Linked DNA regions of Homo sapiens: region 2 is linked to region 1. A link is a loop called in an ENCODE intact Hi-C map of the cell type or tissue named here. Cell type or tissue: CD4-positive, alpha-beta T cell. All regions are shown on one strand. Links, peaks and the distances in the headings refer to the core of each region. The heading gives the core; the rest is flanking DNA.

What was found. Hi-C counts contacts between places; a loop is a spot of excess contacts. Peaks named below come from ENCODE experiments on the same cell type or tissue, not always from the same donor. Only the 100,000 strongest peaks of a DNase experiment are listed, where the experiment ranks them.
Region 2: it touches region 1 in a loop (4-fold over the local background); 6 of 110 quality-filtered maps call a loop at or near these places.

Annotation. Positions count from the first base shown.
Region 1 is chr19:33,115,754-33,123,722 of GRCh38, forward strand. GPATCH1 (G-patch domain containing 1) reads left to right here. Exons shown (of 20, transcript NM_018025.3): 16 at 2,072-2,288; 17 at 3,257-3,364. Among named protein-coding and RNA genes, the nearest start is that of WDR88, 12 kb to the right of the region's middle. RefSeq lists an enhancer at 2,697-2,866. In CD4-positive, alpha-beta T cell, for the core only: no CTCF peak of the experiment used is centred there; a DNase peak (open chromatin) is centred at 3,498.
Region 2 is chr19:32,597,673-32,601,672 of GRCh38, forward strand. It overlaps ANKRD27 (ankyrin repeat domain 27), which reads right to left. Exons shown (of 29, transcript NM_032139.3): 27 at 2,300-2,378; 28 at 2,032-2,104; 29 at 1-706. The coding sequence ends at 473. Among named protein-coding and RNA genes, the nearest start is that of SNORA68B, 8.8 kb to the right of the region's middle. In CD4-positive, alpha-beta T cell, for the core only: CTCF peaks have their summits at 2,157 (motif pointing right) and 2,358; a DNase peak (open chromatin) is centred at 2,189.

The DNA of each region.
Region 1 (7,969 bases), core at 1,508-5,507:
CAAAGTGCTGGGATTACAGGCATAAGCCACCGCGCCTGGCTAAAGTGGGTTTCTTATAAACACCGTGTCACTGAGTCTTTCTTAAAATACATTTTGATAATTTATATTGGACATTTGCATTTAATGTGATCATGGATATTTTTGGATTTACGTGTATGATGTTATATTTTCTGTTTATTACCACTCTTTTTTGTTTCTTTTTTTCCCCTTCTCTGCCTTCTTTTGGATTACTTGAATAATTTTTATATTCCATTTGAATTTTTCTATTTTTTTTCTCTTGGTATTTTTTTTTTAGTGATTGCTCTAGGGATTATAGTATACCTACTTACCTTTTTACAGTCTACTGAGAATTAAATGTTTTACCACTTCCAGTAGAATAGAGAAGCTTTAGCACTATGTAGGTCCTTTTACTCTCCTCCCTCTATGCTGTCTTACATATTACATGTACACACAATGAAAATGCCATCAAACCAGTGGTGATCATTTTTGCTTTTAGTCATTAAACATATTTTAAAAGAACCGATGCAGAGACAATAGCCTACTCTGTTTAATCAGATATTTTCTATTTCTGTTGCTCTTTCTTCATCCTTGAAGTTCCACGTTCCCCTCACCTATCATTTCTGTCTGAGGAACTTCCTTTAGCATTTCTTTTAGACCAGTTCCAACAAGTGATTCTCTTAAATTGCCATTATCTGAGAATGTCTTATATTTTGTCTTCATTCCTGAAGGATGTTTTTGCTGGATATAGAATTCTGGGTTGATAATTTTTGTTTTGTTTTGTTTGTTTGTTTTTTGAGACGGAGTCTCGCTCTGTCACCCAGGCTGGAGGGCAGTGGCGCGATCTCAGCTCACTGCAAGCTCCACCTCCCAGGTTCACGCCATTCTCCTGCCTCAGCCTCCCGAGTAGCTGGGACTACAGGCGCCCGCCACCACGCCTGGCTAATTTTTTGTATTTTTAGTAGAGACGGGGTTTTACTGTGTTAGCCAGGATGGTCTCGATCTCCTGACCTCGTGATCCACCCGCCTCGGCCTCCCAAAGTGCTGGGATTACAGGCGTGAGCCACTGCGCATGGCCAATTTTTTTTTAAATTAAACTGCTACTTCCTCCGGGGTTTCGTGATTTCTGATGAGAAATCTTCAACCATTCAAATTGTCCTCAGGCTGGGTGTGTTGGCTCACATCTATAATCCCAGCACTTTGGGAGGCTGAGGCAGGGGGCTTGTTTGAGGCTAGGAGTTTGAGACTACCCTGGGCAACATCGTGAGACCCCATCTTTTACAAAAAATTAAAAAACTAGTTGGGTGTGGTGGCATGCACCTGTGGTCCCAGCTACTCAAGGGGCTACGGTTGGAGGATCACTTGAGCCCAGGAGGTCAACACTGCAGTGTGCTATGATCGCACCATTGCTTTCCAGCCTGGGTGACAGAGTGAGACCCTGGCTCAAAAAACCCCAAAACAAATTATTATTCCTCTGTACATAATGATGTGATTTTTCTCCTAGCTGCTTTCAAGATTTTTACTTGGTCTTTGGATTTTAGCGGTTTGATTATGATGTATCTGGGTGTGAATTCTTTTGAGTTTATTTTGTTTGGGGTTTGTTAAGTTGCCTGAATCTGAGTTTGGAAATAGAACAGAGGCACAGTGCTCTACTGCATTTTTGGGGATCCTAGTAGCTGGGATTACAGACGCCCACCACCATGCCCAGCTAATTTTTGTACTTTTAGTAGAGACAGGGTTTCACCATTTTGGCCAGGATGGTCTCGATCTCCTGACCTTGTGATCCACCCGCCTAGGCCTCCCAAAGTGCTGGAATTACAGGGGTGAGCCACCACGCCTGGCCCGGTTTTGCTTCTTTGACCTCATCAGCACATTGTACAGTTGTTGACTCGGAAACACCACAAAAATAGAAGCTATGTGAGTGATCACTGTTTAGTTGGGTGGTGTGTGGCTATGGATACCCATGTACATGAGCATAAACATAAATATGTGTGTCTGGGAGTGTATTCTAGAATGTCTCCTCCCTTTTACCCTTGCCTCTGTATCCCTGACTCTTATTTCACTGTCAATACAGACCGTCAACAAAGATGTGGACGCACAGGCTGAAGGAGAAGGGAGCCGCCCATCCATGGACTTATTCAGGGCCATCTTTGCCAGTTCCTCAGATGAAAAGTCCTCATCCTCCGAGGATGAGCAAGGTGACAGTGAAGATGATCAGGCAGGCTCTGGGGAGGCCAACTTCCAAAGCTCCCAAGACACTGACTTGGGGGAAACATCATCTGTGGCTCACGGTATGTCAGTATTTCAGACTCGGGGATCTAAAGGAGAAGACAATGACTCTAGGACAGCTGCTTCTCTGTTTACTCTATAATCTTAAACCCGAATGATTAGCAATCAATGATATGTAATCTTTTATATGTATATAATTTTTTTTTTTTTTTTTTTGGAAACAGGATCTGGCTCTGTCCCCAGGGTGGAGTACAGTGGCGCAATCTTCGGCTCACTGCAGCTTCCACCTCCTGGGCTCAAGCAATCCTCCCACTTCAGCCTCCTGAGTAGCTGGGACTACAGGAATGTGCCACCACCCCTGGCTAATTTTTGTATTTTTAGTAGAGATGGGGTTTCACCATGTTGGCCAGGCTAGTCTCTAACTCCTGACCTCAGGTGATCTGCCCACCTCAGCCTCCCAAAGTGCTGGGATTACAGGCATAATCCCAGTGCCCGGCTAGTTTTCCAGACTTTTAAAATTTTTATATCTCTTCTATCTGAATATATAGTAATCTGCTTAAAAAACAAGATTATTAACGTGAATATGATCATTTATCTTCAAGGTTTTTTCTTTGATAATTTATTTTGAGTGAAACTTGTCTCCCGCAGTTCTCTGTGATGGGACATACATAGTCTTACATTCCTGATGGTTTGTAAGATTTTCCTTCTCAGATGGCCCTTTCTTGGGGACACATTTCTACTTTTCAGGTCTTAGGGGCGCTAGGCTACGTGCCCACGGGTGCACTTGGCACGCTGTACCTCAGCCATTGCTGCCCTTGGTTGCAGGTGCCCTCGTGTGACTGACTTCCAGCTCTGGAGTTCACAAGGGCAGCACCGGGGTCTGCGTGTTCACTGCTGCATCCTTAGCACCTGGCAGGAGTGAAGTGGTGTGGGCAAGCATATGTTATCTGGTGGCAAAAGACATGAATGAAAGACTCAGAGACATTAACATGGGGCAGACGAATGACATGAACACCCCGCTGTTTTTCAGCTCTTGTGCCAGCACCCCAGGAGCCGCCACCTTCCTTCCCGATACAAAAGATGCAGATAGATGAAAGAGAAGAGTTCGGCCCGCGGCTGCCTCCCGTCTTCTGCCCCAGTGAGTGCAGAGCCCTTTGGTTCGCCCATTTTTATCAGTGTGTGATTGCCCTGAGATGGGGACAGTGTGACTTAGAGCCGACCAAACATACGTGCTTGCTTCTGGTTTATATGTTTTCAGTCATATTTTAAACCCGTTGTCTCCACCTAGTGCCTGAAATGATAGTTGTTTCTATACACCTTCAGAGACCTCCAAACTTTATTTCCTTTACCTGCCACATGTTTACAGGAGGGTCCTAAGTATCTTAAGTTTTGTTATAGAAATATAAGTTTCCCAACAGAGCTTAAAGAAAAAGAGCCTGGCCGGGCACAGTGGCTCATGCCTGTAATCCCAGCACTTTGGGAGGCCGAGGTGGGCGGATCACGAGGTCAAGAGATCGAGACCATTCTGGCCAACATAGTGAAACCCCGTCTCTACTAAAAATACAAAAATTACCTGGGCGTAGTGACGCACGCCTGTAGTCCCAGCTACTCTGGAGGCTGAGGCAGAAGAATCGCTTGAACCCGGGAGGTGGAGGTTGCAGTGAGCCGATATTGCACCATTGCACTCCAGCCCAGGTGACTGAGTGAGACTCTGCCTCAAAAAAAAAAAAAAGGGGCTGCAGCCAGGCACAATGGCTCTAGCTGGGCTGGTGGCTCACACCTGTTATCCCAGCACTTTGGGAGGGCGAGGTGGGAGGATTGCTTGAGGTCAGGAGTTTGAGACCACCCTGGTGAATTTGGTGAAAGCCCATCTCTACTATAATTTTTATAAAAATTATAAAATTTTATAAAAATATAAAATACAAAATTATATATTTTATATATAAAAATTATATATATTTTTATATTTTATAAATTTTATATATTTTACAAATTTATATATTTTATATATTTATATATTATATTTTATATATTTTATATATTTATATATTTATATATTTATATTTTATATATTTATACTTATATATATATAAAATATAAATTTAAATATTTAAAATAAATATATTTTAACTTAATTTAAATATATTTCTAAATATATTTAAATAAAATATGTAAATATTTAAAATAAATATATATTCATATATAAATACATATTAAAATATATTCATATAAATATATATATTTAGATATTTTATAAATTTTAATATATTTTTATAATTTTTTATATATAACAATTATATATAAAAATTATATATAAAATTATATATTTTATACATAAAAATGATATATAAAATTATATATAAAATTATATATTTTTATACATTAAAATTTTATAAAAATATAAAATATAAAAATTAGCCAGGCATGGTGGTGTGTGCCTGTAATCCCAGCTAGTAAGGAGGCTGAGGCACCAGAATCATTTGAACCTGAGAGGCAAAGGTTGCAGTGAGCCGAGATCGAGATCGCGCCACTGCACTCCAGTCTGGGTGACAGAGCAAGACTCTGTCTCAAAAAAAAAAAAAAAAAAAGGTAAAAGAGGCTGGGTGCGGTGGCTCATACTTGTAATAGCAGTTTGGGAGGCCAAGGCAGACAGATCGCTTGAGCCCAGTAGTCCGAGACAAGCCCAGCCTGGGTGACACAGGGAGACCCATCTCTATTTAAAAAAAAAGGGTGGGCACGGTGGCTCACGCCTGTCATCCCAGCGCTTTGGGAGGTCGAGGTGGGCAGATCACGAGATCAGGAGATCGAGACCATCCTGGCTAACACGGTGAAACCCCATCTGTACTAAAAATACAAAAAAATTAGCCGGACGTGGTGGCATGTGCCTGTAGTCCCAGCTGCTGGGGAGGCTGAGGCAGAAGAAGGGCGTGAACCTGGGAGGCGGAGCTTGCAGTGAGCCAAGATCGCACCACTGCACTCCAGCCTGGGCGACAGAGCAAGACTCCGTCTCAAAAAATAAATAAATTAATTAATTTAAAAAAAATTAAAAAAGAAAAAGAGAAATTAAAAAAATAGTATACAAAATTGGAGGGGAATTGCAAGAAGAGTATTTAAGACTAATATATTTTTAAAATTTTATTTATTTATTTATTTATTTTTCAGACAGGGTCTCACTCTGTCACCTAGGCTGGAGTGTAGTGGTGCTGTCATAGCTCACTGCATGACTTCTGGGCTGAAGTGATCCACCCACTTCAACCTCCCACAGTGCTGGAATTACAAGCGTGAACCACTGCACGCAGCCAAGCCTCCTTTTTTTGTCTTTTTCTTTTTCTTTTCTTTTCTTTTTTTTTTTTTTTTGAGATGGAGTTTTGCTCTTGTTGCCTAGGCTGGAGTGCAATGGCGCAATCTCGGCTCACCGCAACCTCCACCTCCTGGGTTCAAGCGATTCTCCTACCTCACCCTCCCAAGTAGCTGGGATTACAGGCATGTGCCACCATGGCTGGCTAATTTTGTATTTTTAGTAGAGATGGGGTTTCTCCATATTGGTCAGGCTGGTCTCGAACTCCTGACCTGAGGTGATCTGCCCGCCTCAGCCTCCCAATGTGCTGGGATTTTAGGCGTGAGCCACCGCACCCGGCCGCCAAGTCTCCTTTTTACTTTAGCTAATGTAGCAAATACAATAAAATGGTCCTCTCAGAAGTAAATACAATCTATCCCCCATTCTGTTCCCCAAATATCTGTCAACAACTTCCATTTAGTTGCATCTTAAATTGGCATTTCAAGTTAAAACATTTACACTGGTTTATCATCTCTTTGAGGGCTGGGTTTACAAACATCTATAACATGGCCCAGATATATAACTAACATAAAAATATCATTATTCACTTTATAGTTTCTCATGGTGCCCATATGTGAATACTGGTTTGATTAGCTAACTGCTTTCAAAGACAGGATTAAAAAGCAGAGAAAAAAAGTATGAAGTTTTGACAAATTGCAGTGAATGTATTTCTTATTTGCTATAGTTGTTCAGCACTTTTGTTTTATTTTGTTTTGTTTTGAGACAGAGTCTCACTCTGTCACCCAGTCTGGAGTGCAGTGGCGCGATCTCGGCTCACTGCATCCTCCACCTCCCAAGTTCAGGTGATTCTCCTTCCTCAGCCTCTGGAGTAACTGGGATTACAGGTGCCTGGCTAATTTTTTGTATTTTTAGTAGAGACGGGGTTTTACCATGTTGGTCAGGCTGGTCTTGAACTTCTAACCTCAAGTGATCCACCTGCCTCAGCCTCCCAAAGTGTTGGGATTACGGTCGTGAGCCACTGTGGCCTGGTTGTTCGGCCCTTTAGTTTCTTTTTTTTTTTTTTTTGAGACGGAGTCTCGCTCTGTCACCCAGGCTGGAGTGCAGTGGCGCAATCTTGGCTCACTGCAAGCTGCGCCTCCCAGGTTCACGCCGTTCTCCTGCCTCAGCCTCCCAACTAGCTGGGACTACAGGTGCCTGCCACCACGCCTGCCTAATTTTTTTATTTTTAGTAGAGATGGGGTTTCACCATGTTAGCCAGGATGGTCTCGATCTCCTGAACTTGTGATCTGCCCGCCTCAACCTCCCAAAGTGCTGGGATTACAGGCGTGAGCCACCACGCCCGGCCGGCTCTTTAGTTTCAAACTGGTATCAGCACTTGAAAGCCAAGTCTTTTATGTCCCTTTACCATAATGTCTTTGATACCCTCGTAATAGTGACTTAATTTGGTCTATGGGTTATTTAGGGAAATGATTTTTGAAAAAAACTAGTGTTAAAAAAAAGTTTTGGGCTGAGTGCGGTGGCTCACGCCTATAATCTTAGCACTTTGGAAAGCTGAGGTGGGAAAATTACTTGAGTCTAGGAGTTTGAGGCCAGCCTGGGCAACATAGAGAGATTGTATCTCTTAAAAAAATAAAAAAGAAAAAAATTAGCCTGGTGTGGTGGTACATGCCTGTGGTCCCAGCTACTCAGGAGGCTGAAGTGGGAGGATTGCTTGAGCTCAGGAGGTGGAGGCTACAGTGAGCTATGATCCCACTGCTGCACTCCAGCCTGGGTGACAAAGCGAGATGCTGTCTCAAAAATAAATAAATAAATAAATAAATAAATAAATAAATAAATAAATAGCTGGGCACGGTGGCTCACGCCTGTAATCCCAGCACTTTGTGGGGGCCAAGGTGGGCGGATCACCTGAGGTTGGGAGTTTGGGACCAGCCTGACCAACATGGAAAAACCCTATCTCTACTAAAAATACAAAATTAGCCAGGCATGGTGGCACATGGCTGTAATCCCAGCTACTTGGGAGGCTGAGGCAGGAGAATCGCTTGAACCTGAGAGGCAGAGGTTGGGGTGAGCTGAGATCGCACCATTGCACTCCAGCCTGGGCAACAAGAGTGAAACTCTGTCTCAAAAAAAAAAAATTAAAAGAATTTTGGAAAAAAAAAAAGTTTTGGGAGGTTGAATTTTGAAAAATCTGGTTGGGCATGGTAGCTCACACATGTAATCCCAGCACTTTGGGAGGCTAAGGTCAGAGGATCCCTTGAGTCCAAAAGTTCGATAACAGCCTTGGCAACATAGGGAGACTCTCACTTCCACAAAAAAATTAAAAAATTAGCCGGGTATGGTGGTACATGCCTGTAGTCCCAGCTACTCGGGAAGCCGAGGTAGGAGGATATGTGAACCGAGGTCAAGGCTGTAATGAGCTGTGATTGCACCATTGCCCACCAGTCT
Region 2 (4,000 bases), core at 1-4,000, 520 kb before region 1:
ACATTTCAGCCTGGCCTCTACAGTACCATGAAACCTAAATTACTTACTTCTCTCCAGCTTAATCCTAGGTGGAGGAATTCTAGCTGTGGTTTGTGAATGTACACAGGTCAGAGAGGTTTAGCACCTTTTGGGAGGAGGAGGTCAGAATGCGGTGGTGAAACCTCTCCCACTGTGACCAACAAACCCTCATACTTAAAAAGAAGCATGCACCTCTGGCTTAAGGATCTGGATGCTACTGGAATTTTTGTCTGTTTCAATTGTATTCATTAGCTTTGAAGAGGAGAGAGATGGTGGTGGTTAACTTTTTTGTTGCATTCTTTCCTGCCACAGAAAAGCTTTCAGGAACTTGGTGCTGAAGACTTCTCAAGCCAGTCTCATGGAAGCACATTTAGTTCTCAGATGTGTTCACGCTCAGCATCATCTTGTTGCATCCTTGCTTCCTAGCAGTGGGTTCAACAACTCCTCATTCCTGTTAGGACCGGGAAGCACTAACCTCTTGGGGAGTGGAGAGGGGGCCAGCAGCCTCCGGGCCCTGGGACACGACCGCATCCTCTACCGTGTGTCTCCGCAGCATCCGTCTGTGTCCAGGGCCAGTCTGTGTCAGTCCAGGCCTCTCTGGCCAGTCGCTGTTGCCTTTCTCAGCAGCATGAGATCCACTCTGAGCTGGCAGGTTATTCTGTCTCAGTGTGACACTTTGCCTCCCTGGCTAAAGAAAAAGTACATTTTTAACCGTTGACGTCCTCACTGTACTGGAAGCCACAACCATGACAGTGACAGCTGCCCCTTAGTGCCTAGTGTCACATAATGTGCTCAGTGCTTGACAGGCATAATTTCAATTCTCACATCCCTGTCGTGGTAACATGGCATGTGCATACTACATGTGTCAGAGTAAATGTTTCACTTGTTTTCACAATCTTTATGACTCTAGGAGGCATGTACTACTATTGTTATCCCCGTTTTACACCTGAGGAAACAGGATCAGCAAAGTTAAGCCACCTGCCTAAAGTCCTACAGCTAGCAAGGGAAAAGCTAGCACTTGATGGAACTCAGGCAGATTTCAACGATTCTGGCTTTCCCACAAAGCAGCAGGTCTCCTAGCAACACCACATAAGACTAAATATGGTATCAAAATTAGTCATGTTAATTAAAATCATTTTAATTATCTAAAACAATTTAGAACTTTTGTGTATTTGTTCCAACAAGCCTATGCTACATATGCTATAAATTCTCATCAGCAACAAGGAAAGCTGTGGTTCTGAGAAGAATCACTGTCTCCGATCACAGGTTTTCAATCAAGCTTCTGAGTGATTTAAAAATGCAGTAGGGTCCGGGCACGGTGGCTCACACTTGTAATCCCAGCACACTGGGAGGCCAAAGCGGGCAGATCACTTGAGGTCAGGAGTTCAAGACCAGCCTGGCCAACGTGGTGAAACTGCGTCTCTACTAAAAATACAAAAAAATTAGCCAGGAATAGTGGCACATGCCTGTAATCCCAGCTACTCAGGAGGCTGAGGCGGGAGAATGCTTGAACCCGGGAGGTGGAGACTGCAGTGAGCCGAGATCGTGCCACTGCACTCCAGCCTGGGCCACAGAGCAAGACTCTGTCTCAAATAAATAAATAAAAAAATGTAGTGGGAAGATGGCCACATAAAGAATTGTCTGAGCAACTGTACACCATACTTGGAGACATCATTTACCCATCTATATACAAACTGTCGTTTTCTTTCTTTGGTGATTAAAACCATAGTGAAATGTGGGATGTTTCATCTCCTATAAGCACCAAGACCTGTGGTTTCCCACACATGTAACACTTTCCACTCCTCTGCTCAGAAATGTACTTTTAGTTATAACAATCAGTGAAGTCTGTACTCTACACTGTCCCATGAAATAATTCCAGTTTTAACTGCTGCTAACTCATACGGCGCACGGAATAATGAAGATGACGATCAAGGAGACGTGTTTACCATGGATTACTTTTGACAAAGCCGGGCTTTAGAAAATATGATTAAAAGCCAGTGTTTAATAACTTACCTCATGCAAAGAACCTTCGGTTAAATTAGGGACACTTCTATCTCTTGCCATAATCTCCCTTGAAGTCTTTCCCCTAAAACCCAAAATAAACGAAAATAAATATTTGGGACAGTGGCATGAAACACTCTGGTTGGCCACAAGGTGGCAGCATTTTTGACATTAGTAGGTGCAGATTTGTCCATAACCAATTACAATTGAAGCAGCTTACGTGCAGCTTGGAGTAAACTAGGGGCAAAAGCACAGAAATCAACTTGAGTTTCATACTCACTTAAACTGACCAGCTGAGTGGACAAAGTAAAACTGTCTTGTAAAAGGCTCATCTGGTAGATCATACAGTTTTGAGTTCCCTGTAGATAAAAAGATAAACATCTAAAAACTTCAAAAACAGTTGTAAAGATTATTTTAAAATTACAGCACAGACACAATCTTTCTATTCTCAGATTTACAAAATTTAGAAACTGAAGCACTGAATTTGCTTAAAGAAACACAGCTAGTACCTATTTATAACAGGTTGAGTATCTCCAATCCAAAAATCTAAAGCCTAAAATGCCACAGGCTGGGTGCAGTGGCTCATGCCTGTAATCCCAGCAGTTTGGGAGGCCGAGGTGGGCATATCACTTGAGGTCAGGAGTTCAAGACCAGCCTGGGCAACATGGAGAAACCCCATCTCTACCCAAAATACAAAAACTTAGCCAGGCGTGGTGGCACGCACCTATAATCCCAGCTACTCAAGAGGCTGAGGCAGGAGACTCGCTTGAACCCAGGAGGCAGAGGTTGCAGTGAGCCGAGATTGCACCACCACACTCCAGCCTGGGCGACAGAGCAAGACTCCATCTCAAAAAAAAGCTACAAAATCCGAGACATTTTGAACTCTTTGACTTCATGCTCAGAAGAATCTGATTTCCTGATTTGGATCCTCAACCAATGAGTATAATGCAAATATTCCAAAACCCAAAACACTGCTGGTCCCAAGCATTTGAGATAGGGGGTAGTCAGCCTGTATTATGAGAACCCCCATGAAATAGAAAAATAAAACCTTAACTCCCTTAACTCCCCCAGCCACAACCAATTACGGTGAGACAGTCTCAGGGTTATCGAGATATGTGAATGGGTTTATCCATATTATTGTATTGCATTATTGCATACCTCACTGGATAATATTTCATATTGTAAATTAAAAAAAAAAGTAGAACAAGGACCCCTTCTAAACTTTTTAAAAAGAAGAAAATACTTCAGTCTCACTGCTGTTCGGCAACTGCTGTTTTAATTATAATCAACCTCCGTACACGTACAAACTTAAAAAAAAATCTTGAGGCCAGGCGCGGTGGCTCACACCTGTAACTCCAGCACTTTGGGAGGCCAAGGAGGGCGGATCACTTGAGGTCAGGAGTTTGAGACCAGCCTGGCCAACATTGTGAAACCCTGTCTCTACTAAAAATACAAAAATTAGCCAGGCATGGTGGCACGTGCCTGTAATCCTAGCTACTCGGGAGGCTGAGGAAGGGGAATAACTTGAACCCAGGAGGCAGAGGTTGCGTGAGCTGAGATTGCACCACTGCGCTCCAGCCTGGGTGACAGAGTGAGACTCTGTCTCAAAAAAACTAACTAAATAAAAAATCTTGGTGGCTCACACCTGTAATCTCAGCACTTTGGGAGGCCAAGGCGGGCAGATCACGAGGTCAGGAGATGGAGACCATCCTGGCTAACACGGTGAAGCCCCTCTCTACTAAAAATACAAAAACAAAATTAGCTGGGCGTGGTGGCTGGCACCTGTAGTCCCAGCTACTTGAGAGTGGGAGGCAGCTACTTGAGGCAGGAGAATGGCGTGAACCCAGGAGGCAGAGCTGGCAGTGAGCTGAGATCACACTACTGCACTCCAGCCTGGGTGACAGAGCGAGACTCTGTCTCAAAAAAAAAAAAAAAAAAAAAATCTTGAAAGGTAGCATTTACCCTGGATGTCCAGGAAATG